3 separate regions of the Homo sapiens genome follow, and regions 1 and 2 are each linked to region 3. A link is an interaction called in ENCODE POLR2A ChIA-PET data of the cell type or tissue named here. Cell type or tissue: Panc1. All regions are shown on one strand. Each heading gives the region's core, and the rest is flanking DNA. Links, peaks and the distances in the headings are about the cores only.

The links. ChIA-PET counts read pairs that join two places held together with the same protein. Peaks named below come from ENCODE experiments on the same cell type or tissue, not always from the same donor. Only the 100,000 strongest peaks of a DNase experiment are listed, where the experiment ranks them.
Region 1: POLR2A ChIA-PET joins it to region 3 with 6 read pairs; 2 of 35 experiments call an interaction of 5 or more read pairs at or near these places.
Region 2: POLR2A ChIA-PET joins it to region 3 with 6 read pairs; 1 of 35 experiments calls an interaction of 5 or more read pairs at or near these places.

What each region holds. Positions count from the first base shown.
Region 1 is chr19:39,042,695-39,047,232 of GRCh38, forward strand. No RefSeq gene overlaps it. Among named protein-coding and RNA genes, the nearest start is that of FBXO27, 12 kb to the left of the region's middle. In Panc1, for the core only: no CTCF peak of the experiment used is centred there; no DNase peak of the experiment used is centred there.
Region 2 is chr19:39,084,549-39,089,086 of GRCh38, forward strand. It overlaps ACP7 (acid phosphatase 7, tartrate resistant (putative)), which reads left to right. Exons shown (of 13, transcript NM_001004318.3): 2 at 544-842. The coding sequence starts at 722. Among named protein-coding and RNA genes, the nearest start is that of ACP7, 2.4 kb to the left of the region's middle. RefSeq lists an enhancer at 1-173. In Panc1, for the core only: no CTCF peak of the experiment used is centred there; a DNase peak (open chromatin) is centred at 243; H3K4me3 peaks cover 861 bases; H3K27ac peaks cover 1,970 bases.
Region 3 is chr19:39,236,630-39,241,882 of GRCh38, forward strand. It overlaps LOC124904717 (a long non-coding RNA gene), which reads right to left and starts at 1,210. Exons shown (of 4, transcript XR_007067256.1): 1 at 969-1,210; 2 at 587-664; 3 at 178-327; 4 at 1-72. It also overlaps the pseudogene IFNL3P1. RefSeq lists a silencer at 1,193-1,282. In Panc1, for the core only: no CTCF peak of the experiment used is centred there; no DNase peak of the experiment used is centred there; H3K4me3 peaks cover 594 bases.

The DNA of each region.
Region 1 (4,538 bases), core at 1-4,000, 190 kb before region 3:
AACCCCATCTCTAATAAAAATACAAAAATTACCCAGGCTTGGTGGCATGTACCTGTAGACCCAGCTATTCGGGAGGCTGAGACACGAGAACTGCTTGAACCTGGAAGGTGGAGGTTGCAGTGAGCTGAGATTGCGCTGCTGCACTCCAGCCTGGGTAACAGAAAAAATTCTGTCTAAATAAATAAATAAATAAAGTAAAAGCTGCTCTGTTTCCAAAGCCCTATACGCTGAAATGAGACCAATTTTAAGGAACAAACTTTGTGCCCAATGTATGGGCCACACAAAAGCTCACCAAACTGTCTGACATCATGACCAAAGACACACAAAGTGAAAATCAGAAGTTGATGTTTTCACACTGCAGACAGCTTTTCCCAAGACATTTGGAAGAAGACTAACTCATAATAAGATTTGTACCCCCTCAATGCTATCTTTTTCATTTGGCAGGATAATGATGTAGTTGAAATTTCATGACCAATAGCTTCCATTGGCAACTTAACAAAACCTAACTTAAGAAATCCTTTAGTATCCATTGGTTAACTAAGACATGTCTGCGCTATTGCTAATACTACATGCTGTACCTGTAGTACAGGCCAGTTCTTCCGGGAAAAGTTGAGATCCATATACATAAAAGAAGAAAACAGATCACTTGGTTACAGTTGGTCTCACCTAATTTCCTAAGGCCTTTTGATTCATTCAATTCATTCTGTAAGCCTATGAAGTTGTCTGAAAGCATTATGAAGAGTGGAATTTTCATATTACTACTAATTTTACTTTGTATTTCTCCATTTTAAAACCCTGTATGTGTAATTCGAGCACTTTGTGGGGCTGAGGTGGGAAGATTGCCTGAGGCCAGGAGTTCGAGACCAGCTTAAGCGACACAGCCAGGCCCCATCGCTAGAAAGAAAAAAGAAAATTAGCTAGGTATAGTGGCATGGGCCTGTAGTCCTGGCTACCTGGCAGGTGAGCAGGAGGATCACTTGGGCCCAGGAGTTGGATGCTGCAGTGAGCTAGGATCATACCACTGCACTCCAGCTTGGGCAACAAAGCAAGATCCTGTGTCTAAAAAACAAAACACAAAACCAAACAAAACAACTTTGTATGTTGTTAAATTTTTGCATTAAGTACAACTCCTAACAAAATAATGTTGGCCTAACATTTTGAGATGTTAATAAAAGACTACAGAACAGATAAAACTGAACTTAATAACGGACACCATGAAAACTTAGTCTGAGAGCCACTCCCGTCACACTTCCCTTGTTGTTCAAATATGTTGTTTTTTTCAGTTCCTTCTCAGGCTTTAGATTAAAAGGGTTTTGAGGCTGGGCGCAGTGGCTCATGTCTGTAATCCCAGCACTTTGGGAGGCCGAAGCGGGCGGACCGCTTGAGGTCAGGAGTTCGAGACCAGCCTGGCCAACATGGTGAAACCCCATCTCTACTAAAATTGCAAAAATTAGCCAGGTGTGGTGATGTGCTCCTGTAATCCCAGCTACACAAGGCTGAGGCAGGAGCATCGCTTGAACCTGGGTGATGGAGGTTGCAGTGAGCCAAGATTACGCGACTGTACTCCAGCCTGGGCGACAGAGTGAGTGAGACTGTCTCAAAAAAAGAAAAAAAAAAAAAGGAGAGGGGTTGATAGGGTTTTGATACTGACTTCTAGACACCAGTCACTCCCCCACAATATGCATTGAGATCAGCAATTGGGACAGGTACATCACAGCATCAAGATACATCAAAACCCAAATACAGGATGATCAATCAGTGATGCTTTTGGAGAAAGATCTTAATCAAAAAGGGGAAAGGTGAAAGTTGTCAGAGTCACTATGGAGTCACTAATATTAAGAAAACCCTGAAAAACAGAGCTGGGGAAGGCCATGAAGAGAGGGTTCTCACACTTGTGTGGCTGATTATAAAACTATCACAAAAGACTGCAAAAACCACAACCTTGGCCAGGCACAGAGGCTCACATCTGTAATGCCAGCACTTTGGGAGGCTGAGGAGGGAAGATTGCTTGAGGCCAGGAGTTTGAGACCAGCCTGAGCAAAATAGCAAGACCCCCTGTCTACAAAAAAATATAAAAATCAGCCAGGCATGGTGGCATGTGCCTGTAGTCTCAGCTAGAGGCGAGAGGATTGCTTGAGCCCAGAAGGTTGAGGCTGCTGTGAGCCAAGATCATGCTACTGCACTCCTGCCTGGGCAAAAGAGCAAGACTCTGTCTCAAAACACAAAACAAAAAGCACATAAAACAATGCTATACAGTGTAATAATTTTGGAACAACAATATGTAGAAAAAGGAGAAAATAACCCAATGTATATCATTTATGGGAGAGGAGAGTCTTCCCAGCAAGGCTGAGCTGACCTTTGAAGCAAGAACAGATGAGGCAGAAGGAAATAAGGACTTTTGAAGTCATTAGTTCTGCCCATCAAATATTTCCAGCTGGCAGCAGGATGCGGTGGTGTGTGCCTGTAATTCCAGGTACTTGGGAGGCTGAGGCAAGGGGATCACTTGAGCCTGTGAGTTCGAGACCAGCCTCAGTAACATAGCAAGACCCCATTAAAAAAAAAAAAAAAGGAAAAAAGAAATCAGAAGTAGAAAGTCAGGTGCAGTGGCTCACTCCTGCAATCCCTGCACTTTGGGAGGCCAAAGCGGGTAGATCACCTAAGGTCAGGAGTTTGAGACCAGCCTGGCCAACACGGTGAGACCCCGTCTCTACTAAAATACAAAACTTAGCCAGGTGTGGTGGCAGGCGCCTGTAATCCCAGCTACTTGGGAGGCTGAGGCAGGAGAATCGCTTGAACCCAGGAGGCAGAGGTTGCAGTGAGCCTAGATCATGCCATTGCACTCCAGCCCGGGTGACAAGAGCGAGACTCCATCTCAAAAAAAAAAAAAAAAATTTCTTCCTGAATTAAACGTGGGCTGTCACCTTTATTCCCATAGCCAGGCAATGATTTCCTGACATGGCCCGTAACTGTCCTCACGTGGCAGCCCCACACAGAAGCTAGTTAAAATGAAACCATGGCCCTGCGAGGAAGTGCCATCCTCCCTCACATTCCACAAGCATTTGCTGAGCACCAGCTTTTTGCCAGGCTTTGGGTTAGGCACTGGGGACACAACAGTGAAAGAGAGGGGTAAAATGTCTGCTATCCAGGAACTGATGTTCTATAGCATAAAACAGGCAGTAAGGAAGGATGTAAATAAGTAGAACCTACAAGGGTGGTAAGTGCTATGGAGGCAGAAAGCAAACTAAGCCAGGGAGGTGGTAGGAAGAGGGGGAGGGAGTTGTAAGTTTCAGGCAGGGCACCCAGGGAAGGCCTCTCTGAGAAGCTGACGTTTGAGCTGAGATCTGGCGGGGATAAAGGATTAAGCCAGACTGAGGTAGGAGACCAGCAGGACTTGTTTTCTGGTCACAATCTTGCTGACCAAAACAGGATCTGGTCCAGACGGGATGAAGTAAAGAAACTGGCAGGAACCAGCCGACCCCTAGGCAGCAATCCCTAGCTGCTCTCATTGTCTATTAGCATAAGACACTCCCACCAGAGCATGACAGTTTACAAATGCCATGGCAACGACCTGGAAGTTACCGCCCCTTTTCTACCAGGAAGTTATCTCCCATTTCACACAGTTCTAAATGACCCACCCTCTCAATTTGCATTAACCCACCCCCTAATTTGCATGTAACTGAAAGTGGGTAGAAGTGAGTGTAAATAGTTGCCAACAGCTCATATGTTGTCTACTCTGGGTGCACTGCCTATGAGCCGGTTCTGTTCTGCAAGGAGCAGCACTGTTCTATGAAAGATTGTTGTCAAACACCACGGGCTCATCCTTGAATTCCTTCCTGGGTGAAGACAAGAACCCTCCCAGGCTAAGCCCCAATTTTGATGCTTTCCTGTCCAGCATCAAGATCACTATCTGGGGAAGGAGTGCTCTTAGAATAGAGAACAGCAAGTGCAAAGCCCATGAGGCAGGAGCAAGGGACAAGAAGGCCATGGGGCTAGAGCCAAGGGGAGATTGGTAGGAAATGCACTTTGAGAGGTGATGGGGGCAGACTGTGGGGGCTTTGTGGTCTGTGGTAGGAACTTACTTTTCCTCTGAGTGAGATGCAGCCATGGGAGGGTTTGAAGTAGGGATGTTATCTGATTCAGGCATTGTGATATTGTGATTTACAATAAGATATATGTACAATTGGCTGGGCGTGGTGGCTCGGTGGGAGGCCGAGGCAGAAGGATCGCTTGAGGTCAGGAGTTCAAGACCAGCCTGGCCAACATCGTAAAACTCCGTCTCTACTAAAAATACAAAAATTAGCTGGACATGGTGGTGTGCACCTGTAGTCCCAGCTACTCGAGAGGCTGAGGCAGGCGAATTGCTTGAACCTGGGAGGTGGAGGTTTCAGTGAGCTGAGATCATGCCTCTGCACTCCAGCCTGGGTGACAGAGCTAGACTCCATCTCAAGAAAAAAAAAAAAAAAAAGAAACATCCTTATCATATCTTGCTGGACAAAAGTCCAAGGAACACCATGATGATATCCTACTGGAACAAGGGC
Region 2 (4,538 bases), core at 1-4,000, 150 kb before region 3:
ATGGGGAGAGAGGATGCGGCCGCTCTGGCCATGATGGGCTCTAAAGGATCTGGGGGTGGTGTGGGAGGATTGGGGTCACTAGGAGCAAAATAGAAGGCTAAGGATGGAGTAGGGAGGCGAGGTCCCGGGGGCAGGCGGGAATGCTTGGAATCTCGGGAGTAGGTAGGAGAACTGGGGTTTCTAACAGCAGGATGGAAAGCTGGGGATGGGGCTGCGGAATGCAACCTCCTACACAGCCTCCACCCCGCTCCCAGACCCCCAGCACTGAGAGTGAGCTCTGGTTAGGAGCAAGGCTCTGGAATCAGGCCCTCCTGGGTTCAAATCCTGGCTCCATCCCATCCTAGCTGTGCAGCTGAATCACTCAGCTGCTCGGTTTCCTCATCTGTGATATGGGGATGACAATGCTCACAGCCACCACTTCATAGCAATGTCGTGAGGCTTCCGTGAATTAATCTATGTCAAGCGGTTGGCACACTGTGAGTGAGGCTCAGAGAGCTCTGCTGCTGTTCCTTAGCGATTCTTATTTTTGGTTTCTCTCTCCAGCACCTGGATAACCACCCATCTTGAAGGAGACCTCCCTGCCCTGCCTCTGTTGTCCCCCAGAGCACTGCCTGATCATCCTCTGTTCCCCATCCTCCCAGCCCTTCCTGCTGTACCTGTGGGGAGCTGATCTCCTCAGTCCCCCTGCTTTTCCCCGGTCTGCCATCACCACCCCACCACCATGCACCCCCTTCCTGGCTACTGGTCCTGTTACTGTCTACTCCTGCTATTCTCCTTGGGAGTCCAGGGGTCCCTGGGGGCTCCCAGCGCTGCCCCAGAGCAAGTCCATCTGTCTTACCCAGGTAAGTGTCCCTGACTCATTTCTATGCCTCTACCAGAGAGGCCCAGCGGTGCTTCGTTGTTTGAGGGCTCAGGAATCCCACACTGTGAGCCCCTAGGCGGGTGGCTCATTCCTCCTGAGCCTCCATCATCCACCTCTGTGGAATAGGAAGTACAGGCTGTGGAACACCTGGAAGTGTGGGGAATGATCATGGTGCTCAGCCCACAGAGAGTGCTCCCCTGCTCTCAAAAGGGGACCGCTGCTGTCCTTGTTCATTGCATCTCTGTTGTGTTTCCGGGACCTGGCACGTTTGTTCGTTCATGCACGGTAGGCCTCAGAGCCAGTTGTGGAAGGAACCAGTGGATGAATGATAACAGAGCTGGGTTACCCAGCCCCTTCTCCATCCCTCTTCTCCTCTTCCCCACGAGGCTGACTGCCTCCCGATCTTTGATTAGGATCCTTCCACTGTGGGAGTAAGAGCTTGGACTCTGGACCATTGGCACCCAGACCACGTGGGTTAGAATCCCAGCTTTGCTATGTACCTGCTGCCTAATCTTGGGCAAGTGGCTTAACCTCTCTGTCCTCAGTCTCCTCATCTGGATAATGGGGTAATATTAGTACAACCTCATGGTGAGGTGTAAATGAGTTGCTACCTGTAAAGGGGCAGAACTGAGGCTGAGTGTGGGGGCTCACACCTGTAGTCTTAGCAGTTTGGGAGGCTGAGGCGGAAGGATCACTTGAGCTCATGAGTTTGGGACCAGCCTAGGAAACATAGTGAGACCTCTGCCTCTTAGGGAAAAAGAAAAAATCTTAGACAGGTGTGGTGGCATGCACCTATAGTCCCAGCTACTTGGGAGACTGAGGTGGGAGGATCGCTTGAGCCCAGGAGTTCAAGGCTGCAGTGAGCCATGATTGGCCACTACACTCCAGCCTGGGCAACAGAGAGAGACCCTGTCTTTAAAAAAAAAAATGTGGAGGAGGCCAGGCACAGTGGTGCATGCCTGTAATCTCAGCAATTTGGGACACTGAGGTGGGTGGATCACTTGACCTCAGGGGTTCAAGACCAGCCTGGGTAACATGGGTGAAACCCGGTCTCTACAAAAAAATTAAAAAATTAGCTGGGCATGGTGGCTCACGCCTGGTCTCAGCTGCTTGGGGAGCTGAGGCAAGAGGATCGCTTGAGCCCAGGAGGCAAAGGTTGCAATGAGCCAAGATCATGCCATTACACTCCAACCTGGCTGACAGAATGAGGCCCTGTCTCAAAAAAAAAAAAGGGGGGGGGGAGGGGGATAGAACGGAGCTTGGCATGTAGCAGCAATTTCCATACACTTTAAATCTCAGGACTGTTTGTTTTAAACTGTTAATCTCAGGACCATTTTACATCACTAAATTTTATGGAGAACTAAAATTTATGGAGAAGTTCAAAGAGCTTTAGTTTATGTGCATTACAGCTAGCAATATTTACTAAATAAGGTATTAAAACTGAGGCATTTAAAATTTTTTATTGTCATTTAAAATTAACAATAACAAACACCTTCAGTATTAATGTATATGATATTTTTAAGGAACAAACTGTATTTTGCAAAAGAAGAAATTGAGTGAGGAAAGTGGCATTGACTTGCATCTTTTAAAAATCTTTTATTTATTTATTTATTTTTGAGACAGGGTCTCGCTCTGTCAACCAGGCTGGAGTGCAGTGGCACAGTCTTGGCTCACTGCAGCCTCTGCCCCGCAGGGTTCAAGTGATTCTCCCACCTCAGCCTCCCGAGTAGCTGGGATTACAGGCACCCACCACCCCATACTTGGCTAATTTTTGTATTTTTTATACAGATGGAATTTCACCATGTTGCCCAGGCTGGTCTTGAATTCCTAAGCTCAAGCGATCCTCCAGTCTCGGCCTCCCAAAGTGCTGGGATTACAGACATGAGCCACCGCGCCCCGCCTAAAATCTCTTTAGTATCTGGTTTGGTAACTGACAACTGGATTCTCCTCAGATCTGTTTTCATTTTAGTCTGTTGTGATTTGTTGTTTTGGATTTTGCCTGTGAAGAAAATCTGTTCTTGCACAGACATGTGGTTGAAACAGGGAGAAAAGTTGCTTGTTTTTTGACACAGGGTTTGGCTCTGTCAGGGTTTGGCACTGGAGTGCAGTAGCACAAACATGGCTCACTGCAACCTCAACTCCGAGACTCAAGCGATCCTCCCACCTCAGTCTCTTGAATAGCTGGGACCACAGGGGCATGACACCATGCCCAGCTAATTTTGTTTTTTTTTTTTTTTTTTTGAGATGGAGCCTCACTCTGTTGGCCAGGCTGTAGTGCAATGGCATGATCTTGGCTCACTGCAAGCTCCACCTCCTGGTTTCAAGCGATTCTCCTGCTTCAGCCTCCCAAGTATCTGGGATTACAGGCATGCACCACCACACCTGGCTAATTTTTGTATTTTTAGTAGAGACGGGGTTTCACCATGTTGGCCAGGCTGGCCTCGAACTCCTGACCTCAAGTGATCCACCCACCTCTGCCTCCCAAAATGCTGGGATTACAGGCGTGAGCCACCGTGCCTGGCTCTAGTCCTACTCTTTTCTATCTGTGCCAGTTCCTCAGTCATTCCTTATCTTTCCTTGTTTTTCATGTCTTTTACATCTTCAAAGAAGATAGTTTCTTCTTTTTTTTTAGATAGGGTCTCACTCTGTCACCCACGCTGGAATGCAATGGCGCAATCATAGCTTACTGCAGCCTCTAACTTCTGGGCACAAGTGATCCTCCTGACTCAGCCTCCTGAGTAGCTGGGACTACAGACGTGCACTACCATGCCTGGCTAATTCTTTTTATTTTTTGTAGAGACAAGGTCTCACTATGTTGTCCAGGCTGGTCTCAAACTCCTGGGCTCAAGTGATCCTCCCACCTCAGCACCCCAAAGTGCTGGGATGACAGGGGTGAGCCACCATGCCCAGCAGAGAGAGGGTTTCTTAAAGGTTAGTTGCAATGTGGAATCAGAAACCACATGAATGAACTGGCTTGGCATTTGCCAGCCTAGTGACCTTGGACAAAGCGCTTTGCCTGGAGGCCTCTGTAAAAATGGGAAAGGCAGTAAAAACCCATCTCGTAGTGCTGCTGTGACAATCCAGTGAGATCATGGCTGTCCTTTTTCAGCCTACACAGTAACAATGGCAAATACACTCTTATAAGTGCTTTAGACGGATAACTCATTTAACCTGGTATCAACCTTAAGCTGTAGGTACCATTGCTACTCCCATTTGACAAGAGAGACTCACAGCAGGGGAAGAGTCTGACCCCAGTTCACACAGCCTGGGAATCTGAATGCCGGCAGGCTAGCTCAGAAGCCCACGATCTTTGTGGGTTTGTTTGTTTGTTTGTTTGTTTGTTTGTTTGTTTTGAGACAGAGTCTCACTCCGTCGCCCAGGCTGGAGTGCAGTGGTGTGGTCTTGGTTCACTGCAACCTCTGCCTCTCAGGTTCAAGGGATTCTCCTGCCTCAGCCTCCCGAGTAGCTGGGACTACCAGCGCGCATCACCATGCCTGGCTGATTTTTGTATTTGTATTTTTGCATTTTTTTTTTTTTGAGTCGTAGTCTCACTCTGTTGCCCAGGCTAGAGTGTAGTGGTGAGATCTTGGCTCACTGCAACCTCTGCCTCCCAGGTTCAAGCGATTCTCCTGCCTCAGTCTCTCAAGTAGCTTGGACTACAGGTGCATGCCACCAC
Region 3 (5,253 bases), core at 674-4,673:
TCGGGGCCTCCTGGAGCTGGTGCAGCCAGTGGTGGAGGCGGCCCCGGGGCCTGGGCCTTGCTGAGGCTGGATCTGTGAGCAGAGGAGGGCGGTGTGTGAGGCGGGGCCTGGGCCACCACAGGGGAAGGATGCTGCTCAGAGCCCACAGACCTGGGTGCCCGGGCCCCGAGGACTCACACTGGCCCCAAGCTGGGAGAGGATGTTGTGGAGGGTGTGAAGGAGCTGGTCCAGGACATCCCCCAGGGCCGGATCAGCATCAGCGGTGACCTCCAGGACCTTCAGTGTCAGGGCCAGCTCAGCCTCCAAAGCCACAGGGCGCTCCCTCACCTGAAGAGAGGTGAGAAAGAGCAGGTGAGGGGGCGGGTGAGGGGAACAGATGGGGGGAGGAGGATAGAGAGGAACAAGTGAAGGTGACAAGCACAGGGGAGAGGGCACAGCCAGTGTGGTCAGGTGGGAGTAGAGGGAAGGGGGAGCAGGTGTGGGGAGAGGAGAGAGGGACAAGGGAGAAGGAGAAGATGAAGGGGCCACTACAGAGCCAGGTGAGTGGGGCTGGGAGAGCAGGGGTGGGCCTGACTCCCCCTCTCACCTGCAGCTGCCTCAGGTCCCAGGTCCTGGGGAAGAGGCGGGAGCGGCACCTGCAGTCCTTCAGCAGAAGCGACACTTCCTAGACAGCAAAGGCACAGGTTAGCCCCAGCAGGAGGGGTGGAGGTTAGACCACTCTGATGGGATTGGAGGATGGCTGACAACAGGATAGGGAAGTTAACTGGTGGGAGGATAGTAGAGGACCCTCTTCTACAGAAGAACATGCGTCAGTCCCTGCAGTAGGAGCATGAGATAGCCTACTGCAGGGAGGGTGGAGGCTAGCCCAGTGAAGGAAGCTGGAGGTCTTCGCTCAACAAAGTCAGCATGGTGACCCATAGAGGGTGATGGAGGCTAGCCCACGGCAGGAGGGGCAGGGGGAGACTCACACAGGCCTCGTTCTGTCTATTAAAGCCTGAGCTGCATGGACTTCCTGTCTGGTTCCTGCGCCTTTTTCACCAGGGGGATGCAGTGTCCTGGGCTCCACGGCTTTGGGTCTCTATTCAGTCTTATTCAAAGTCTCTGGCTTCGGTCTCTTCTTCTGGATCTCCACCTGCTGCTCTGGGTTTGGCTGTTTCTGATTTCCAGCTCGGTCTGGGGTATCATTCCTGCCTGAGCTCCAGGGCACACTGTTTAGCTGGGACAGAGGCCAGTCCCACGGGTGCAGAGCGGCCTGAGGCACCGGAGGGGGTGGGGTGGGGGAGGCCCAGGCTGGAGAAGTCCAGAGCAGGGCGGGGCCAGGTGCCGCAGCTGCCCCTGGGGAAAGAGAAAGTGACACGTGCCCGGGCCAGGCTCTGTGTTCGCCTACAGGAAGGTGACTTCCTGAACCACACATGCCTGGGGCTGTAGCAGCTTCAGCTCAGGAGGAGGAGCCACGGGTGCCCCCAGGGCAGGACTAGGGTTTGAGGGGGCGGGTGAGGGGCTTGTGTATCTGCAGATTGCTCAGATGTGGAGGGGGGTGGCTGAGGGAAACCCGGGAAGTATTTCCCTGAGGGGTGGAAGGGGGGACTCTAGAAGGAGACTGCTTAGGGTAGGGGAGACCACCCAGGGAAAGGGATACTGTGGGGATGGGAGGACGGAGTCAGTGAGGCCAAGACCACAGAGTATAAAGAAAAGGACAGGCCACTTTGGTACGCCAAGGCAGGAGGATCACTTGAAGTCAGGAATTTGAGACCAGCCTGGGCAACATAGCAAGACCCCCGTCACTACAAAAAAAAATTTTTTTCGACTAGCCAGGCATGGTGGTGTGCCCCTGTAGTCCCAGCTACTCCGGAGGCTGAGGCAGGAGGATCACTTGAGCCCTGGAGTTCAAGGTTGCAGTGAGCCATGATTGCACCACTGCACTGCAGTCTGGGTGACAGAGCTAGACCTCGTCTCAAGGGAAAAAAGGAGAGCCCTCCCTGCACTCCCAACTCTCCCCAACCTGCCATCAGTTGGGGGGTGGGGGAGGCAGGAACAGGGGAGTGACAGTGTCTACTCAGGAATTCAGGTACAGCTGAGGGCTTCAAAGGAAGCAGGTTGATTGTAACAGACCCATTCCTTTATTCATTCATTGAATCTGTCATTGGTTCAAAAAGTATTTATTGAGCAGGAACTATGGGCCAACACTGTCCTGTGCACTGAGGGCCCAGCAGAGAACAAAATACACAAAATTCCCTGTCTCTCGAGGAGCTGACATACCAGTGGGAGAGTCAGGCAGTAACAAATAAGTTAAATATGTACAATGTCACTGAAAGAAGCGCTTTTGAGAAAAATTATGCTGCAGATGGAGCCGGCTGAACCCAGAAGAAGTTGCCTGCTCTAAGGCAGCCAGAGAAGGGGACATCTAGTTGAAAACCTAAAGGAGGAGGGAGGGAACAGCATTCTAGGCAACGGGAACAGCCAGTGCAAAGTGAGGACAACGACAAGTTTCTCTAACGGATGCCACCCTGTCCCGGAGGCTTTACACATGCAAGAGCAGTGAATTCTCCCAACACCTCTGAGAAAGGTACCATGCTTTCTTCTACCTTGAAAATGAAGAAGCTGGTACTCAGAGAGGTTAAGAGACTTGGCCAAGTTTACACAGCAGGTATGTGCTAAGAGCAGTCTGAGTTTTCCCTGACACCCAGGCCTTAACCCCTGCACCTCCTGCCTTCAGAGGTTTTGAGTTTTTCTTTTTTTTTTTCTTTTGAGATGGAGTCTCGCTCTGTTGCCTGTCGCCCAGGCTGGAGTGCAGTGGCACGATCTTAGCTCACTGCAACCTTCACCTCCCAGCTTCAAGTGATTCTCCTGCCTCAGCCTTCTGAGTAGCTGAAAACCATGTGTATTCCTGGGCCTGTGGATTTGGAAGGGCAGGGAAAACCATGTGTATTTTCATTTGGAAGGGCAGGGAAAACCGTGTGTATTTTCATACAGGCATCCGCCACCACACCTGGCTAATTTTTGTATTTTTAGTAGAGATGGGGGTCTTACCTTGTTGGCCACGCTGGTCTGGAACTCCTGACCTCAGGTGACCCTCCCACCTCAGCCTCCCAAAGTGCTGGGATTACAGACCTGAGCTACCGTGCTGACCAGAGGTATTGAGTACTTTGAAGATACTTTTCTGAGTCCTTGGTCACCTGAATTCTGCCCATCCAGGGAGTCCCTTGAGGAAACCTGGGGGCTGATCTTGCCATGTGCACATGTGCTCCGAAACCCTCTTGCCCCTCCATCCTCAGCATTATTAGATATGGAGACTAGTACTGGCCACCAAACCCAAGACTACATTCTCTAGCATCCTGCATGCTAGGGATGACCATGTGACTAACCCATCACCACCATCTAGGCCTTAAAACACAGGGTGGGTGGTCCCTGCTCTGTTTCCTATTGTCACCACTGAAAAACTGGACATGTCTGAGAGCCGAATCCTGCTGTACAGGTGAGAACAAACTCCAGGACAGGGCTTCTAACCTGGCAGAAGAATTCCTGGGCCTGTGGATTTGGAAGGGCGGAAAAACTATGTGTATTCTCACTAACCTCTGTCTGAAATTTGATATTTCCTGAATGTATGTTTCTTACACCTGCTGTAACAAATGACCCCCAACTTAGTGGGGTAAAACAACTCAGACTTTCCAGGGATGGATAGACGGATGGGCAAAATATAGTCTACACATATGATGGAATATGATTCAGCCTTCAAAAGGCAGAAAATTCTGGCCGGGTGCGGTGGCTCCCACCTGTAATCCCAGCACTTTGGGAAGCCGGAGCAGGAGGATCGCTTGAATCCAGGAGTTCCAGATCAGCCTGGGCAACATACTGAGGCCTCGTCTCTATAAAAAATTTAAAAATTAGCCAGATGTGGTAGCACACATTTGTAGTGCTGGCTACTCAGGAAGCTAAGGCAGGAGGATCACTTGAGCTGAGGAATTTGAGGCTGCAGTGAGCTGATTGCACAACAGTACTCTAGCCTGGGTAACAGAGCAAGACCCTGTCTCTAAACTTAAAGACAGAGAGAGAGAGTCCAGGCGCGGTAGCTCATGCCTGTAATCCCAGCACTTTGGGAGGCCAAGGCCAGTGGATCACCTGAGATCAGGAGTTCGAGACCGACCTGGCTAACATGGTGAAACCCCATTTCTACTAAAACTACAAAAAATTAGCTGGGTGTGGTGGCAGACACCTGTAATCCCAGCTACTCGGGAGGCCGAGGCAGGAGATTCACTTGAACCCAGCAGGTGGAGGTTGCAGTGAGCCAAGATCGCGCCACTACACTCCAGCTTGGGCAACAAGAGCGAAACTCTGTCTCAAAAAAAAAAAAAAAAAAAAAGAGAGCAAGAGGAGGGAAGGAAGTTCTGACACATGCTACAATAAAAATGAACTTTGAAGACATTATGTCAGTGAAATAAGCCAGTCTCAAAAGAACAAATGCTGTATGATTCCCCCTACATGAGGTGCTGAGAGAAGTCAAATTCCTAGAAACAGACGTGTCTAAATATTTGCCGGGGTAGCGGGAGGGGTTAATAGGAAGTTGTTGTTTAATGGGTACAGAGATTCAATTTTGTAAGATGAAGAGAGTTCTGGAGATTGCTTGCCGAACAATGTAGCAAACACCACTAGGACCAGACCTGTAATCCCGGCACTTTGGGAGGCCAAGGGGGGCAGATCACTTGAGGTCAGGAGTTCGAGACCAACCTGGCCAACATGGCAAAACCCCATCTCTACTAAAAATACAGTAATTAGCCAGGCATCTGACTGGCTAATGGCACACACCTGTAGTCTCAGCTACTCAGGAGGCTGAGGTGGGAGGATCACTTGAGCCTAGGAGGTCGAGGCTGCAATGAGCTATGATCATGCCAGTGCCCTCCAGCCAGGGTGACAGAGCAAGGTCCTGTCTCAAAAAAAAAAAAATAGAATAAATAAATAATAAAATTGCACTACTGAACAATGTGCTTTAGAAAGGATAAGATGGTACATTTTGTGGGTTTCCCACAATTAAAAAAAATATTTAAATTACCTGAACAAAAAGAACAAAACAAAATGCATGCACATTTCTATTCCTACAGTTCTGACAGTCAAGATGTCAGCAGAGCGGGTTCCTTCTGGAAGCAGCAGGGGAGATCTCTCTCCTTTCTCAGCCTCTGGGGGTGTCCAGCATCCCTTGACCCCGGTTCCCTTCCTGACATCACTCCAATGTCCTGTTTCTGTGGTTACATCTTCCGC